3 separate regions of the Homo sapiens genome follow, and all the other regions are linked to region 1. The links are chromatin loops, found by intact Hi-C in ENCODE. Cell type or tissue: mammary epithelial cell. All regions are shown on one strand. Each heading gives the region's core, and the rest is flanking DNA. Links, peaks and the distances in the headings are about the cores only.

Evidence for each region. Peaks named below come from ENCODE experiments on the same cell type or tissue, not always from the same donor. Only the 100,000 strongest peaks of a DNase experiment are listed, where the experiment ranks them.
Region 2: a loop joins it to region 1, with 7 times the contacts of the local background. A loop is called at or near these places in 13 of 110 quality-filtered maps.
Region 3: a loop joins it to region 1, with 7 times the contacts of the local background. A loop is called at or near these places in 8 of 110 quality-filtered maps.

The regions. Positions count from the first base shown.
Region 1 is chr14:22,655,876-22,661,569 of GRCh38, reverse strand. No RefSeq gene overlaps it. Among named protein-coding and RNA genes, the nearest start is that of OR6J1, 14 kb to the right of the region's middle. In mammary epithelial cell, for the core only: a CTCF peak has its summit at 3,492; no DNase peak of the experiment used is centred there.
Region 2 is chr14:22,710,813-22,716,506 of GRCh38, reverse strand. The region is part of intron 2 of OXA1L-DT (OXA1L divergent transcript); the gene reads left to right. Among named protein-coding and RNA genes, the nearest start is that of OXA1L-DT, 53 kb to the left of the region's middle. In mammary epithelial cell, for the core only: a CTCF peak has its summit at 3,185; no DNase peak of the experiment used is centred there; H3K4me3 peaks cover 849 bases; H3K27ac peaks cover 343 bases.
Region 3 is chr14:22,835,039-22,840,732 of GRCh38, reverse strand. MMP14 (matrix metallopeptidase 14) reads right to left here and starts at 4,148. Exons shown (of 10, transcript NM_004995.4): 1 at 3,808-4,148. The coding sequence starts at 3,915. RefSeq lists a silencer at 4,274-4,490. In mammary epithelial cell, for the core only: CTCF peaks have their summits at 2,563 and 4,351 (motif pointing right); DNase peaks (open chromatin) are centred at 1,422, 1,922, 2,522 and 4,212; H3K4me3 peaks cover 3,587 bases; H3K27ac peaks cover 4,296 bases.

The DNA of each region.
Region 1 (5,694 bases), core at 442-5,441:
TCTTGGGAAGTCTTCATATTAAAAAACTGATTCCTTCAAAATTAAATCTAATGCAATTACAATTAGAATAGTAACCTGTGTGTGTGTGTATGTGTGTGTATGTGTGTGTATGTATAGAACAAACACAGTTTAAATAAAAGATAAGTGCTTCAAAGTAGTCAAGGATTTTGTGTGTGTGTGTGCATGTGTGTGTGTGTGTGTGGGGAAAAATTAACAAATAGCAATGACATGCTTGCCACATATCAAAAACTACATAGCAAATCAGGATGGTATTGACATGAAAATAGCAAGTAAATTGGTAGAGTAGAATGGAGGATCCACAATGGATCCCATTATGGGCCACGTGCGGTGGCTCACACCTGTAATCTCAGCACTTTGGAGTTCGAGATCAGCCTAGCCAACATGGTGAAACCTCGTCTCTACTAAAAATACAAAAATTAGCCAGGCGTGGTGGCAGGTGCCTGTAATCCCAGTTACTCGGGAGGCTGAGGCAGGAGAATCACTTGAACCCGGGAGGTGGAGGTTGCAGTGAGCCGAGATCGCGTCACTGTACTCCAGCCTGGGCGACAAAGAGCAAGACTCCATCTCAAAAAAAAAAAAAAAAAAAAGAAAAAAAATTAAACAATATGCCTTGAAAGAAAGGGGACTGACATAGATGCTTTTAGAAAGGAAAGTCCTAAACCAATCATTTCATATTATTAGGTAGATAAGGACAGTCAGCAAAAACATTTACATGTCAGTTACTCAAAAATTTAAATCTATGTTTTATTTTGTATACTGTGCTTAAAGAATTGAGCATTTGTCTAAATCAGCCAACTAAAAGGTCAAAGAGCTTTCCTACAATATTAAAATATTTTTTAATAGTCCCAAGGATAGTTGTAACCCTGTGCTATGGTTTGAATATTTGTGTCCCCTCCAAAATTCAAGCTGAAACTCAATCCCCAGTGCTACAGTATTAAGAGGTAAGGCCTTTAGGAGGTGATTAAATAATGAGAACAGAGCCCTCATGAATGGAATTAGCAACCTTATAAAAGGGCTGGAGGGAACTAGCTAGTCCCTTTTTGCTCTTTCATCCCTTCCGCCATGTGAGAACACAGCCTTTTAAGATGCCATCTTGGAAGCAGAGACTGGGCCCTCACCAGACACGAACGCTGCTAGCACCTTGATCTTGGACTTCCCAACCTAATAAACTAATATTGAGTCTCATACATAATGGGATCTATTTTTTGTTTTTGTTTTTGTTTTTTGAGATGGAGTCTTGCTCTTGTCATCCAGGCTGGAGCACAGTGGCCCAATGTCAGCTCACTGCAACCTCCACCTCCAGGGTTCAAGCCATTCTCCTGCTTCAGCCTCCCGTGTAGCTGGGAATTACAGACACCTGCCACCACGCCCGGCTAATTTTGGTATTTTTAGTAGAGACGGGGTTTCACCATGTTGGCTAGGCTGGTCTCGAACTCCTGATCTCAGGTGATCCACCCGCCTCGGCCTCCCAAAGTGCTGGGATTACAGATGTGAGCCACTGCACAGGCCAAATGTTGTTTGTTAACTAAGGCTTATAGCTTTTCTCTTCAATTACAGTTTCTAACCAAGATGAAATGAAAAAATATGGAGCTTATATTTTTCTGATTTTGTAGTTAGAATTATTTTAATATTTCAACATTGAATATAATTATTAATTAGGCTTCTTATGAATGTTTGAAATTTCCTCCTATCCTTAGCTTACTAATAGTTTTATTTATTTATTTTTGAGACAGAGTCTCTGTTGCCCAGGCTGGAATGCAGTGGCATGATCATGGCTCTCTGCACCTTGATCTCCCTGGCTCAAGCAGATCCTCCTACCCCCACCTCAGCCTCCTTAGTAGCTGGGACTATAGGCATGAGCTAATTCTTGTATTTTTTTGTAGAGACAAGGTCTCATTATATTGTCCAAGCTGGTCTCGAACTCCTAGGCTTGAGAGATCCTCCTGCTTCAGCCTCCCAAAATGCCGGGACTACAGGTGTGAGCCACTGTGCCCCATCCTTAGCTTACTTAAAGTTTTAAAATGAAATTAGGTGATGGGTCTTCGTTGTTCCTTGTACTATTTTTAAAGATTTTCTGTACATCTGAATATTTTGCAATTAAAAGCTGGAAAAAATTAGATTTCTATAATTACAAAGGACATCAAGAAATGCTACAAAAATGCAATTTGATTTTTTGGTGCTGTCAGGAGTCTAGAGCCTCACAATTTGTTTTGGTTACAGTTTGTCACTGTAGGATAAATGATCCATTTAACTATTAAAAAAAGAAGAAAAAATGTTACAAAAATGTTAAGAGAAGGCAGAGGGTCTGCCATGACTGATTGGGTTATAAGCAAACAGTCATTGCCCTCTGTTGTTTTTCCTTAGGGAGAGCAGAGATGCTGGAGGGGTTGGAGGTGGCAGGAAATACTTAGCTTAGATGTAATAAGGAATGTCCTTCCGTAGGAGACCATGCATCTTCTTGTCCTTGATTGTGCTTAAGAGCTCCATAGGTGCTCTCTGTCTAGGATGGTGGAGGCCACCTATGGAGGGTGGCTATTCCTTTGATTGGAGAGAGGAGGCAGCAGAATGGTTCCTCAGATAGACCCAGGGCAGCTGCAACTCACAAGACCCTATAGAGTTAGCTGGACAGTGTCCAGCTGCCCTGAAAACAACAGACAGTACCATGTGGGGATGTAGATTAAGTTCTGTTTGCAGTGGACCTGTTGGCCTCCACAGGTTCTCTCTGTGAATTAGTCTTTGCCTTGCATCTCACCCAGAGCCATTCCATCGGACTCTGAGCACAAGGCAGGGAGGGACTCTGGAGTTTACAGAGCCCAGCTCTTTATTCTTCTGGGAACAGAGTTCGCACCAATCTGGCACTTATAAAAGCATGGGCTTGGCTGGGCGTGGTGGCTCACGCCTGTAATCCCAGCACTTTTGGAGGCTGAGGCGGGCGGATCACCTGAGGTCGGGAGTTTGAGACCAGCCTGACCAACATGGAGAAACCCCGTCTCTACTAAAAATACAAAAAATTAGCCGTGGTGGTGCATGACTGTAATCCCAGCTACTCGGGAGACTGAGGCAGGAGAATCTCTTGAACCCGGGAGGTAAAGGTTGCGGTGAGCCGAGATTGTGTCATTGACCTCCAGCGTGGGCAACAAGAGTGAAACTCTATCTCAAAATAAATAAATAAATAAATAAAAGCATGGGCTTTTCCAAGAGATGCAGTCTTCAAGACATGGGGCAGGCACATTTCCATTGAAAAATAATTTGTGCAAAAGATTAGTTGTTGCTGACTATATCCAGGATATTTAGGCAATGGGATAGTTTCCAGAGTGCCACACGCACAGCACCTATGGATACCACTTCTGGATTCTGACCTTAATCTAAATCCTGACTCTCCCATTAATTAGTTGTGTAAGTTTGGAAGCAAGTACCTTAATGTCTCTGTGCCTCAGCTTCCTTCTTGGTGGACTGGGTATTACAATAGCACCACCTAGCTCCTAGAGTTTGCTTGGAGGTTGAAATAACATGTAAAATGCTTGGAATGGTACACAGTAAGTGTTCAGTAAGTGTTGACTATTATTATTTTTCTTTTTGGTTTTTGTTTTTATTTTTAGAGATGGAGTCTTTCTTTGTTGCCCAGGCTGGCCTCAAACTCCTGTGCTCAGGTGATCTGCCTGCTTCAGCCTCCTAAGTAGCTGAGATTACAAGTGTGAGCCACCATTCCAAGGTATTATTATTTATTAGCATGATTATATTGTATCCTCTTTGATATGCCCCACACGCTCCTTATTTTCCAATAGCTCAGCTACCTTAAACAGGCCCCAACTTACCTCAGGGCTGAGAAGCAGTTACTTACTCTTGGATTTTCCTGGTCACCCAGCTGGAGGGGGTTTCCAGGCTCCCAGGAGCTTCCTGCTTCTCTAGCCCCAGAAAATATTAAATTCTTAGATGAGAGGACTCTGACCCTTGCTTTTGGGTTGTGTTGGTGAGGTAGCAGCTAGTGAATCATCCCATGTCCTTTCCTCTTGAGGTAAAAGTGTAACTGTGGATAATGAGATTCATCAAGCGCAGCCACAGGCAGCCCCAGGGAGCCTGCTGGATTATTAGAGCAACATCCCCGACAAAGCCTTGGTACAAGCCATTCTGGGGAGACTTTGTGACTCTGTGCATCTAGTGCAGGCCTGGTGTATTTGGATTGCTTCCCAGTTTCTACGGAATTTTGAAACTTGGAATCCCGAGTATGGATCTGCTGAGGGAAGCTCCCCCTCTCTGGAGCGAAGTTGTGGGTATTCTCACGAGGCTCATTACAACCTTAAGATAACAAGGCCCCAGCCACTTCCAAATCCCTTGGCTGTTGATTGCTCTAACTTAAGGAGTGGAAGTTTGCCCTTTTCCCCCAGCTGCAGAACACAGTAACTTTAGATAAAGTTTAATGAGTCTTGTTGAAGGCCTGAGGAAAATATGGCAGGCAAGGGCTGGGGCCACTGGGGTTATGGCTATGGGCAGGAGCCGTGTGCACCGTGTGGCCATGCTGGGCCAGGAGCTGCAGGGTAATTCCTCCTCTGCCCCTCCACCTCTTTATCCCCCATGCTCATTGAGCTTGATCCAGCCATAGAGGCCTTCTTGTTCTTCAAGCACATCACTAGCGCCCATCTCAGAGCCTGGGGCCCCAGCCCTGTGGCCTTTGCTCAGTGTCACCTCCATAGATGAACTTTTCCTGTCTTCTGTTAAAAAGACCCCCCTCCTTGTTATTCTCTCTTCCCTTACCTTGCTCTACTTTTGTTCATAGCACTACCTGATGTTTTATTTACATATTTGTATTTGTCTTCCCTACTAGAAAGAAAACTCCTTGAGGGCAGAGACTTTGACCTATTTATTGCTGTGCCCTTGTGCCCAGAAGAGTGCTTGACATAAAGTAGGTGCTGAATGAATGTTTTTTGATCAGTTTAAAAAGGCAACATGCCTCTTGCCCAGTGGAGTCTGTCACAAATCAAGTAGCCTGTGGGGTAGGGCTGATAAAGACATGGGCACTTTTTGCAGCACTTTGCAGGGGGTTGGGGCATTCTAAACAGGAGAGCCTTCTAAGAAGGGAGGCATGAGAAAACCAAGGGTGAATTCTAGGCCACTTCCTGTCCTTCTGGGATGGCTGGCCTCTCTCTGAGTGCTAGCACTGGCTAACTTAAGATGTTGTCAACAACTTTGATTGTTCTGTGAAGACTAGCTTAATATGTTTCCATCCCTGGGCCTCAAGAATGGGCCCTAAATGCCTGGCGTGGTGGCTCACGTCTGTAATCCCAGCACATTGGGAGGCCAAGGTGGGTGGGTCACCTGATGTCAGGAGTTTAAGACCAGCTTGGCCAACATGGCCACTGGTCTTTATTAAAAATGCAAAAATTAGCCGGGCGTGGTCGCAGGTGCCTGTAATCCCAGCTACTCAGGAGGCTGAGACAGGAGAATGGTTTGAACCTGGGAGGCAGAGTTTGCAGTGAGCTGAGATCCCGCCACTGCACTCTAGCCTGAGTGACAAGAGCGAGACTCTGTCTCAAAAAAAAAAAGAAAGAAAGAAAAAGAAAAAGAACAGGCCGGGTGTGGTGGCTCATGCTTATAATCCTAGCACTTTGGGAGGCCGAGGCCAGTGGATTACCTGAGGTCAGGAGTTCAAGACAAGCCTGGCCAACATGGTAAAAC
Region 2 (5,694 bases), core at 399-5,398, 55 kb before region 1:
CTACGAAATCCATAGACAGATGAAAAATCATTCAATATTTTCTGTTGCTTGTGCAAGATTAAGACGGACAAAAACCACATCACTTCCAAATTCTTTGCAATTGTAGACCCTTTTCTAACAGAGAAAGTGGGTTGATTTGGGAATTTAAAGAGAGAGCCTAATATGTGAAATCTTAACAAATACCTTTCTCTGAAAAGAACTAACCCAAAGCTGTGAAAAATCTTTCCTAATGTTTACATTTTAAAATGTGATTTGAACGATAATTGCACTAATATAAATTATATAAAATTAATTTAGAAATTATAGAAAAAATACTGAGAAAAGTGAGAAAAATCATAGCTTAAAAACATAATTGCTGAGCAGAAAAACTCAATGGAATTATGCAAACAATACTTTACAGAGGCAGTGAAGATCTACATGGTAAATTATTGCATAATATAAACAAGAATGATAAGAAGATAGAAACTATGAGTATGAAAATTCTGTGTACTTTATATTCTCCAAAGAGAAAACTATTCTAAAAAAACTCTCAAAAAGGCAACTACAAAATTTAAAAAATTTCTATTAATTTTTTATTAATTTAATTAAATAATTTAATTCAATATTTTTTATTAATTTAATTTTATAATTTTAATTAAAAAGTTGTTTTGGAAAAATAGAAGTGGTAAGTGAAATAATATAAAGCTAGATTTGTTGAGTCATTGCTTTAATATGTTTATTAGTCTTAATAATAATATAAAAATGAATTAATAATGATAATGTCCACCTCCTGCCATATGGAAAGTAATATCACCCCCCTCTCCCCACCTGGAGGTTACGAGCCACATGGCAGGGGGGTGTCCACCCCCACCATATGGGGAGTAATATCACTGACCCCATTCACCCTGGAGGTTACGAGCCACATGGCGGGAGGGAGTCCACCTCCACCATATGGGGAGTAATATCACCCCCTTCTTCCCCCCTGGATATTACGAGCCACATGGCAAGGGGAGTCCATCCCCACCATATGGGGAGTAATATCACTCCCCCCATTCGCCCTGGAGGTTACGAGCCACATGGTGGGAGGGTGTCCACCCCCACATCATGGGAAGTGATATCACGCCCATCTACCCTCCTGGAGGTTATGAGCCACATGGTGGGAGGGTGTCCACCCCCACCATATGGGAAGTGATATCACCCCCCTCTACCCCCCTGGAGGTTATGAGCCACATGGCAGGGGGGTGTCCACCCCCACCATATGGGGAGTAATATCACTCCCCCCATTTGCCCTGGAGGTTATGAGCCACACGGTGGGAGGGTGTCCACCCCCACCATATGGGGGTAATGTCACCCCCTTCTCCCACATTACGAGCCACATGGCAGGGAGTTGTCAACACAGTGTGTTTATGTTATTGGGAGTAATATCATCTCCCTCTTTGGAAATTACGAGCAATATCACAGGGGGTGTACAGCACCTGCGAAATTGAGAGTAATATCACCCTCTCCCCTTCTGCATATTAGAGAAAAATATCACTGGGGTGTGTACACCTCCTACAATATTGGGAGTAATATCATACTCTTTCCCCCTGGATATTAGGAACAGTATCACAGGGAAGGTGTACGCCTTCCGCCATACTGGGAGTAATAATATCCTCTCTCGCTCTGGATATTAGGAAAAATATTACAGTGGGGTGTACAGCGCCTGCGATATTGGGAGTAATATAATTTTATCCCCTCCTCCTGGGTAGTAGGAACAATATCACAGGGGTGTTTACATTCCCTGCGATATTGAGGTATTGAGAGTAATATCATCTTCTCTCCTCCTGGATATTAGGAACTATATCACGGGGGGGAGGGGTGTACACCATCTGCAAATTTGAAAGTAATATAATCTTCTTCCATGGATATTAGAAACGATGTCACAGAAGGAATGTACACTTTCTCTGATATTGGGAGTAATATTATCTTCTCCCCGCCCCCCCGGGTATTAGGAACAATATCGGGGGCTGGGGTGTGTACGCCTCCTGTGATATTAAGAGTAATAGTTTTTCCCCTGGATATTAGGAAAAACATGAGAGGGTGGGTGTACACTCCCTGCAATATTGGAAGTAATATCATCCTCCATCCTCAAATATTAAAAACAATATCCCAGAGAACGTGTACATTCCCTGCGATATTTGGAGTAATATTATCCCCTACCCCCGCTAGATATTAGGAACAATATCACATAGGAGTGCACACCCCCTGCGATATTGGGAGTAATATAATCCTCTTTCCCCTTGGATATTAAAAACAGTATCACAGAGGGGGTGTACGCCCCCTTCGAAATTGGTAGTAACAACATACTCTCCCTCCCGGGATATTAGGAACAATATTACAGGGTGGGTGTACACTCACTGCAATTTTGGGAGTAATATCATCTGCTCCCTTAATGGATATTAAGAACAATATCACAGGCGGGGTGTTTTCCCCACCTGCGATATTGGGAGTAATATCATCCTCTTCCCACCTGAATATTAGGAATAAAATCACAGGGAGGGTGCACACCCCCTGCGATATTGGGAGTAATATCATCCTCTCCCCTCCTGGATATTATAAACGATATCACAACGGGGGGTGTACACCCCCACGATTTTGAAAGTAATATCATCTTCTCCCCAACTGATACTAAAAACATTATCACACGGATGTGTATGCCTCCTGCAATATAAAGAGTAATTTCATCCTCTCCCCTCCTGGATATTAGGAAGAATATCACGGGGCGGGGCTTTGTACGCCCTCTGCAATATTGGGAGTAATATCATCTTCTGCCCCCTGGATATTAAAAACAATATCACAGAGGGGGTATGCAACCCCTGCGATAGTGGGAGTAATATCATCCTCTCCCGCCCTGGATATTAGGAACAATATCATGGTGGGAAAGGTGTACACGCCGTGCGATATTAGGAGTAATATCATCCACTTCCCCTCTGGATTTAGAAACAATATCACAGGGGAAGTGTACACCCCCTGCGATGTTAAGAGTAATATCACGGCTGGGCGCGGTGGCTCACGCTTGTTATCCCAGCACTTTGGGAGGCCGAGGCGGGCGGATCACGAGGTCAGGAGATCGAGACTATCCTGCCTAACACGGTGAAACCCCGTCTCTACTAAAAAAAAAAAAAAAAAATACAAAAATTAGCCGGGCGCGGTAGAGGGCGCCTGTAGTTCCAGCTGCTCGGGAGGCTGAGGCGGGAGAATGGCGTGAACCCGGGAGGCGGAGCTTGCAGTGAGCCGAGATCGCGCCGCTGCACTCCAGCCTGGGTGACAGAGCGTGACTCCGCCTCAAAAAAAAAAAAAAAAAAAAAAAGAGTAATATCATCCTCTCCTTCCCTGGATATTAGAAACAGCCTTACAGAGAGGTGTATACCAACTGTGATCTTAGGAGTAATATTATCCTTTACCCCCCTGGATATTAGGAACAATATCACAGAAAGGTTGTACAACATCTCGATATTGGGAGTAATATAATCCTCTCCACTTCCGCATATTAGAAACAATATCACAGGTGGGGGTGTACATCCCGTGCGTTATTGGAAGTAATATCATTTTCTTCCTTTCTGGATATTCAGAACAATATCACAGGAGGGCTGTACACTCCCTGCAATATTGCGAGTAATATTATCCTCTTCGCCCATGGAAATTAGGAACAATATCACAGGCAAGGTGTACACCTCTTGAGATACTGAAAGTAATATCATCCTTTCCGAACCTGGATATTAGGAACAATATCACGGGGAGTTGTATACTCTCCGCGATATTGAGAGTAATATCATTTTCTCCCTGCTATATTTTAAGAACAATATCACAAAGGGGGTGTACAACTGCTGCAATATTGGGAGTAATGTCATCTTTTTTCTTCTGGATATTAGGAACAATACTACAAGGGATGTGTACATCCCTGCAATATTGAAAGTAATATCAACCTCTGCCACCCTGGATATTAGGAAAAATATCACAGGAGGGGTGTACACCCCTTGCATTACTGGGAGTAATATTATCCTCCCCTAACCTGGATATTAACATCACAGGAGGGGTGTACACCCCCTTCGATATTGAGAGTAATATTATCCTCTCCCTCTCTAGATATGAGAAACCATATCACAAGGTGAATGTACATTCCCTGCAATGTTGGGAGTAATATCATTCTCTTTACCCCTGGTTTTACACCCCCTCTGATATTTGTACTAATAGTATCCTCTTCTGTCCTGGATATTAAAAACAATAGCACAAGGTGGGTGTACACCCCCTGCAATATTGGGAGAAATATTATGCTCTCTTCCCCTGGATATTAGAAACAATATCACAGAAGGGGTGTACACCCCCTGCGACATTGGGAATAATATCATCCTCTGCGTCCCTGAATATTAGGAACAGTGGTTCACCCCCCTGTAATATTGGGCATAATATCCTCTCTCTCTCTCTCTCTAAATATTGGGAACAATATCACAAGTGAGGTGTACAGCCCCGGTGATATTGGGTGTAATATTATCCTCTCTCACTTTGGATATTAGGAACAATACGAAAGAAGGTGCATACACCCCCTGCGATATTGGAAGTAATATCATCCTCACTCCACCTGGATATTAGAAACATTGTCACCTGGGGGTTGTACCCCCCCTGTGAAATTGGGCATAATATCATTATTTTCAACTGTGGATATGACGAACAGTATCACAGAAGAGGTGTATGACCTGTGCGATATTGAGAGTAATATCATCCCTTCCCTTTTTGGATATTAGCAACAATGTTACAGAAGGGGTCTACACCCTCTGCGATATTTGGAGTAATATCATCCTCTCCCCCTTTGGATATTCGGGAAATATAACGTGGGGGTGTACACCCCTAGCGATATTGGAAGTAATATCATCCTCTCCCCCCATGAATATTAGGAACAATATCACGGTGGGGGTGTACACCCCCTGCAGTATTGGGACTTTTCCTTTTCTCACCCTTGTGATATTAGGAAGAATATCACAGGAAAAGTGTACACCCCCTGCGATATTGGGAGTAATATCATTTTGTTTCCTTCTGGATATTAGGCACAATATCATGGGGTGGGTATACACCCCCTGCAACATTGGGAATAATATTCTTCTCTTCTTCCCTGGATATTAGGAAATGCATCACAGTGGTGGCGTACACCCCCTGCGATATTAGGAGTAATATAATCCTCTCCCCCCCGAATATTAGGAATAATATCACAGGGGGCGTGTACACTTTCTGCGATATTGGGAGTAACATCATTCTCTTTTTCCCAGGATATTAGGAACAATATCACAAAGGGGGTGTACACTGTCTACAACATTGGGAGTGATATCATCTCCCCCACTGAATATTAGGAACAATATCCCAGAGGGGATGCACACCTCTTGCGATATTGGGAATAATATTATCCTGTCTCCTCTTGGATATTAGGAACAATACACCCCCTGCGACACTGGAAGTAATATCATCCTCTCTCTTCCTTGATATTAGGTACAATATCACAGGGGGATTGTACTCCCCCTGCGATATTGGGAGTAATATTATTCTCTTCCCCTGTGGATTTTGGGGGTGTACACCCCCCTGTGATATTGTTTGTAATATTTAGGGGGGAGTTGATATTACTCGCAATATCGTAAACACCCTGTGTGTACATTCTCGGTGATAACGTTCGTCATATCCAGGGTGGCA
Region 3 (5,694 bases), core at 532-5,531, 180 kb before region 1:
CGAGACCATCCTGGCTAACACGGTGAAACCCTGTCTCTACTAAAAATACAAAAAATATTAGCCGGGCACGGTGGCGGGCGCTTGTAGTCCCAGCTACTCAGGAGGCTGAGGCAGAAGAATGGTGTGAACGCAGGAGGCGGAGCTTGCAGCGAGCTGAGATTGCGCCACTGCACTCCAGCCTGGGAGACAAAGCAAGACTCCGTCTCAAAAAAAAAAAAAAGATTCTCAACAGAGGAAGTGGGACATAGGGGTGGAGGAGGAGACTTGGTGACTGTATTTTATTTCAGGTATGTTGTGAATTGGTCATAATATAAAGGCTGGCATATTGCCTTAAATTAAATTAATGTTAGGTTTTTGGTGTTTGATTAAAAGGTACACACACTGCAAAGCCCTGTTGAGGAGAAAGTCAGCCTTTATTGTAAGAACAATGGAGTATTTTCTTAAAGCCTCAAAGTAAAACAAGCCAGGCTGGGCGTGGTGGCTGACGCCTGTAATCCCGACAGTTTGGGAGGCCAAGGCGGGCAGATCACCTGAGGTCAGGAGTTCGAGACCAGCCTAGCCAACAGGGTGAAACCCTGTCTCTACTAAAAATACAAAAATTAGCTGCACGTGGTGGTGGGCACCTGTAATCCCAGCTACTCAGGAAGCTGTGGTAGGAGAATTGCTGAACCTGGGAGGCCAAGGTTGCAGTTAGCCAAGATCCCGCCACTGCACTCAGCCTGGGTGACAGAGCGAGACTCTGTCTCAAAAAAAAAAAAAAAAAAAAAAAAGTAAAACAAGCCAAGTTATATATGAAATATGAAGATGCTTGGATTCTTTTATGGGGAGAAGACACCACCCAGATAGCTCTAGTCCCTGCTCCAGCTTTGCTTTCTTAGGGAGTTCAGGAAGCGGCTGTAGGTTGCCCAGGATGGGATCTTGGAGGGGAGATGGGGGAGGCTGCTGTTGGGTGCTGTATCTCCTAGCCAAGGTCATCAGGATTGGATTGCCACATGGTCCTTCACCTCTGGGCTCAGGTCCTGGTGATGGGGCAGTAGTCTTGCATGGGGACTGGGGGTGACTCAAGAGCAGCTGACTGGGGACCTGAGCCCACAGGGGCAAGAATTGCAACATGGTTCTGGGAAGTGATCCCCCCCCAAGGCTGATGCGAGCTAGAACCCGAGATGTAAACAACCCAGCCTTTTCCCAGCCAACAGTCTTGGCTAGAACAACCCTAGCACCACCTAGCTCTGAGGCTCTGAGAGCCCCTCCTCAGGGGTAGAGGAAGGAGTGACATTTAACCTTTGGTATACCAGAGGGAGCCAAGCAGTCCACACCAGTCCGGGGCTGCTCTCAGGGAGCTGCAGGCTTGCCCTGACCTGTTCTGGCTGATGCCACAGCCAGTGCCTGGGGAGGCCTGCTGTGGCCTGTGCCTAACTATGCAGGAAATGTCTTTTGCCCCTAGCATACCTGCAGGATAAACACACCCCGGGCTTATGACCCTTGGTTGAGGAGCAGCTGCTTCAGGACTTGGGGAAGGATGGGACTGGTCTACTGACGCTGGAAGGCAGGAGGACTGAGGCCAGGCCCCGTCAACCCTCAGAGAGCAAAGCTGAGAGAATTTGCCTAGAGCAGAACGACAGAAGGAAGATGGGGAGAAGACAGAACGACAGAAGGAAGACGGGACAGAAGAGATGGGGAGAATCCACATCCAGGAGCTCTGGGGGAAATCCCCTCTGGAGTCGTTCAAGAAGCTAGGGGGGTCTAAATATTCACACCTACAACCTCCACCCCATACCCTCGGGAGAAAAATGAAGGCTCAGTCAAATGAAGGACTTCCCTGGAGTCAAGAGAGCCGCAAGGCCTGGAAAGGAAGTGCCCCCATCCCTCTCCTCCCCCCAGGCCTAGGCAAGTTTCTCTCCTCACAGAGACTATGAGGTCGAAACCACAGAAGAGAGGACTCTTGTGTCTGCGGCTGGGTGGGAGGAAGGGCCCAGCGCCAGACAGGCCATGGGGAGGAGAGGGCTGTCCTGGAGCTGGTGCAGGACTCTGGAGGCCTGGTAGGAGGGACCCAGCTGCATGAGGCCTGCACCACCCCAGCTTTCCCTCCACATTGGCCTGGAGAAAAAAGCAACTATGTTGGGTCAAAGAACCCAGTCGGCTGGCTTTGTCTTTGCGAATGAGAGAGATGCAAGGTATCCCCTAGGAGAAAGTCAACGGAACACCTCCCACCTTGGCTTAGGGGTCCAGGGGAGGGTGGGGGGACCTCCAGCTCTGCAGTAGGCCCTGGATCCTAGCCTCTGGGGCTGCTCCTCCCTCCCTTCCTGGGCCCAGAAGCAAATGGTGGTTCTGGCACTGGGACCGCCCATGACCCAATTAAAACGGAGCCAGGGCAGCCGCCCCTCCCCTGGGGGACCCAGCAAAGCAGGGGAGGGAAAAAAGGTAAGGCAGTGAAGTTGGCGGTCGGCAGCTCCCCAGATGCTCAGGCTCGTTTTGTTAGGGGCGCTCCCTTTCAGGTCTCAGAGGACTCTAGGCCTGGGAAGAGGACGACTCCTCCCGGACAGTCAGGCTCAGCCTCCAGCACCAGGGCAGGTTTTTACTCTCCCTGGTCTCTGAGCACTCCACGTTTCGTCTTCCACCCCGATTCCTGGGGCCATACTTTTCCAGTCGGCCCCAGACCCTTTCAGGGACGCAGAGAGAAGACAGTATTCTTTCCAAAGAGTTTTCTCCGGGGTGGGACCAAGGAGGAGAAGCCAAACCCATATCCCATCCCCCTTCTAGGGCCCTTCCTGGCCCCTCCCAACCGCACCCAGGCCCTTGCCAGGCTGAGTGGGTTGAGATGGCCCAAAATAAGAAGCTCATTAAATCCGTCTCCCACCTTCACCCCAAAATAAGAGAGAGAGAGGAAAAACCTCCTCAGACAACTCCCACGCAGCTTCCTCTGGGGCCCGGTGGGCCACCGTCTGGGCCGGGGTGAGGGTGGGGGGCGCCCGAGCCAGCCCCGACGTGAGGGCACCCCGGACCAGACCCTCTCCCCATTCCCCAAGCGACGCCCCCAGGCTCCCTGCAATTAACACAGAAAAACTATTAACAACAAAAAGGGCCTGAAGGCGCCGACGCGGGTGGGGATAGGGGGAGGCAGCGACCCGGCCGATCGCCCGGCTCACAAGGAGAGCTTTGTGTGTACGGAAACGCGGCCAGCGCGCCGGCGCTGCGACCCTCGACGCCAGGGATGCGGGTAGGGACACAGCGGGGTCCTCTCGGGGAGACGGGGGCTGTGGCCCTGGACGCTCGGCCGTCCACCCTCGACCCCCACCTGGCCGCAGACTCGTCCGCTGAAGGCCTGGGCCACCCGGGGAGGCCGAAGCGCCCATCGGAGGGCGCGCCGGCGGGAGAGCGCTGGAGAGCTGGGAAGTCGAAGAAACAACAAACTCTCGCGCATGACGAGGAGCCGGGACAGCGCGGGGTTTGAGCGGAGTCCAAATGTTTATCAGGCGGTTCCAGAGCTGAGAGCAGAGCCCAAGGGAATCGGGGAAGGGGGAGTTCGCCCCAGTTGTAAAGTTCTTCCAAGGACTGGGAAAAAAGAAGGAATGGGAAGGAGAGTCGGCGGCGCAGGGGGTGGGGGCAGCTGGTTGGAAGCGGGCAAAAGTTGGATCGATCTGGAAGTTTGGAGACGAAGAGGAAAAAGAAAGGGAGGGGGAATCCTGCAGGCCTGAGCAGCGGAGATCCCAAAAGCCCTCCTCTCCGAATAGAGGCTGTCCCCTAGGAGACCCCCGGGCTCGCCTCCCGGCGGGCGCGACTCCGGGAAGGGCCGGGAAGCTCACTTACTTCGGGGCTGAAGCTGCTGCTTTGGGCCGAGCCGAGGGAGGCGAGCGCGGTGCCGAGCGTGAGCAGGGGGAGCAGGAGACAACGGGGGGGTCTTGGGGCGGGAGACATGGTCCGAGACCACCGGGTCAGCCGGGCAGTGTGGGCTCCGCGGCCGGGCCCACGCCCTGGGGTCGCACCGCCACTCCCTCGGGGCGCCTTTGTCTTCGGTAGGCACTGAACTTGAATTCCTAGACCGCTGTCGGCTTGGAGTTAAAGGGGATTGTTCCTCAAAGTGCCTGTTTGCTCTTCTCCTCTTTTCCGGTTTTTGATCTTTCTTCTGCTTAGTCGGCGAACTGGGGTCTGGTTCCCTCTCTCGCTCTCTCCTCTGGTCCCTCCCTTCTCCCACAGCCTCTCCTCCGTCCCCGCCCCAGTGCCCTCCTTTCCTGGTTGGGGACGTGGTTGTTTTAGCCTGAATCCAATTACAACCAAGAACTGGAAGGAAAAAAAAAAAAAACACCTCTAAGTTGCCTTTTTGTGGTGCAGGCTGCCATCTGCAGGGGTTGAGGCCGCGATGGACAGCAGGGGGCTGTAGGGGGATCCAGGGGACGGGATGTGGGAGACTTTGTCCCTATAAGCATATTCTGAGTGGCTTGATTCCTCTGGTATTCAGCATTTGTCTCACCTCAGGGTGGGAATTATTGGGGGCTATGTGGCTAGGGGCAACGAGGAGCTCAGAGTGTGGGATGGTGGTGGGGTCTTCTTCCATGCCCATGAGACCTGCAGAGGGAGAAGGGGCCAGTTTACTAATAGGGGGTTATCTTCTGGGCCCTGTAGACAACTGTCTATGTCCCTCCCTCTGCTGCTAAAAAATCCAAACTATAACCCAACTACCAACAACAAACCCCACAACCATACCGGATCTGTGGCTCCAACCTTTGTAGAAAGACAAAGGTGATTCCTTTATTGTCATTTGTAATGTGGCTGCACCTTTAATTGGAACTCGCTGGGAGGAAAAGGGTACAAGGCCGTGGGATCTGGGGGAAAGCAAATCAAGTTGGGTGAAATTATTGTAAAAGAAGGGATTGGGAGTTGGGACTCTGGGGTTTAGTTCCACCTCTACACTGAAAAAGGAGGCAATTCTTAAAGAGTTATAATCTCCTTTAGGGACTTACTGGACTCAGAACAAAAGGTGGAGGTATGTAGGGAAGGGAGAGGGCAGGATAAAGCTGACCGTGAGAAAGGGAGACAGATGAGTTGGGAACTAGACAGGTCTGGAAAAGAAGCACAACAGAAGCAGGAAAAGTGTGGGAGACAGAAAACTAGACTATCAGCGAAATCTAAGATCCAAGAATTGCATTTGGCCAGTGAGAGAGGACAGAGGTAGTGCGAGGAGGAAGGGAGAAGAAAGCAAAGGAAGGAATAGAGGAGGGTGGACAGAAATTAGGTCAGGTAGGAAGCTCCAGAAATCCTAGGGATGCACTTCTGTGGCAGAAGAATAGAAGTCTAGTGCTCAGTATTGTAATGAAAACAAAGGTCTTTTGCCCTCAGATTCATGATCAATAAAATGAAAAGCTTTTCAGGTCCTGTGGAGCCTCCAGGTTTGTGGGAGGTATATGGTGTGTGTTATTAAACAGCTACCTACCCCACAGTGACTGAGGGCTGAGCCCTTATGTAGGGCTTTCCTACACAAGCTGGGGTTGGGAGGTACAGGCCCCTCTTCAACCAATCTCTGGAATGCATTCAGAACCATGGAGACCTCAGGACCCCACTCTCGGCAGAACACGCAACACCCAGGTATGATTCTTCCCACATCAGCCTTCCCAGTGGGGGTAACCTCCTGGACCACATATCTGAATCTTAGGAAGACTGACACCAGATGCTTGCCAAAAAAGGGACCTTGGCTAGAAA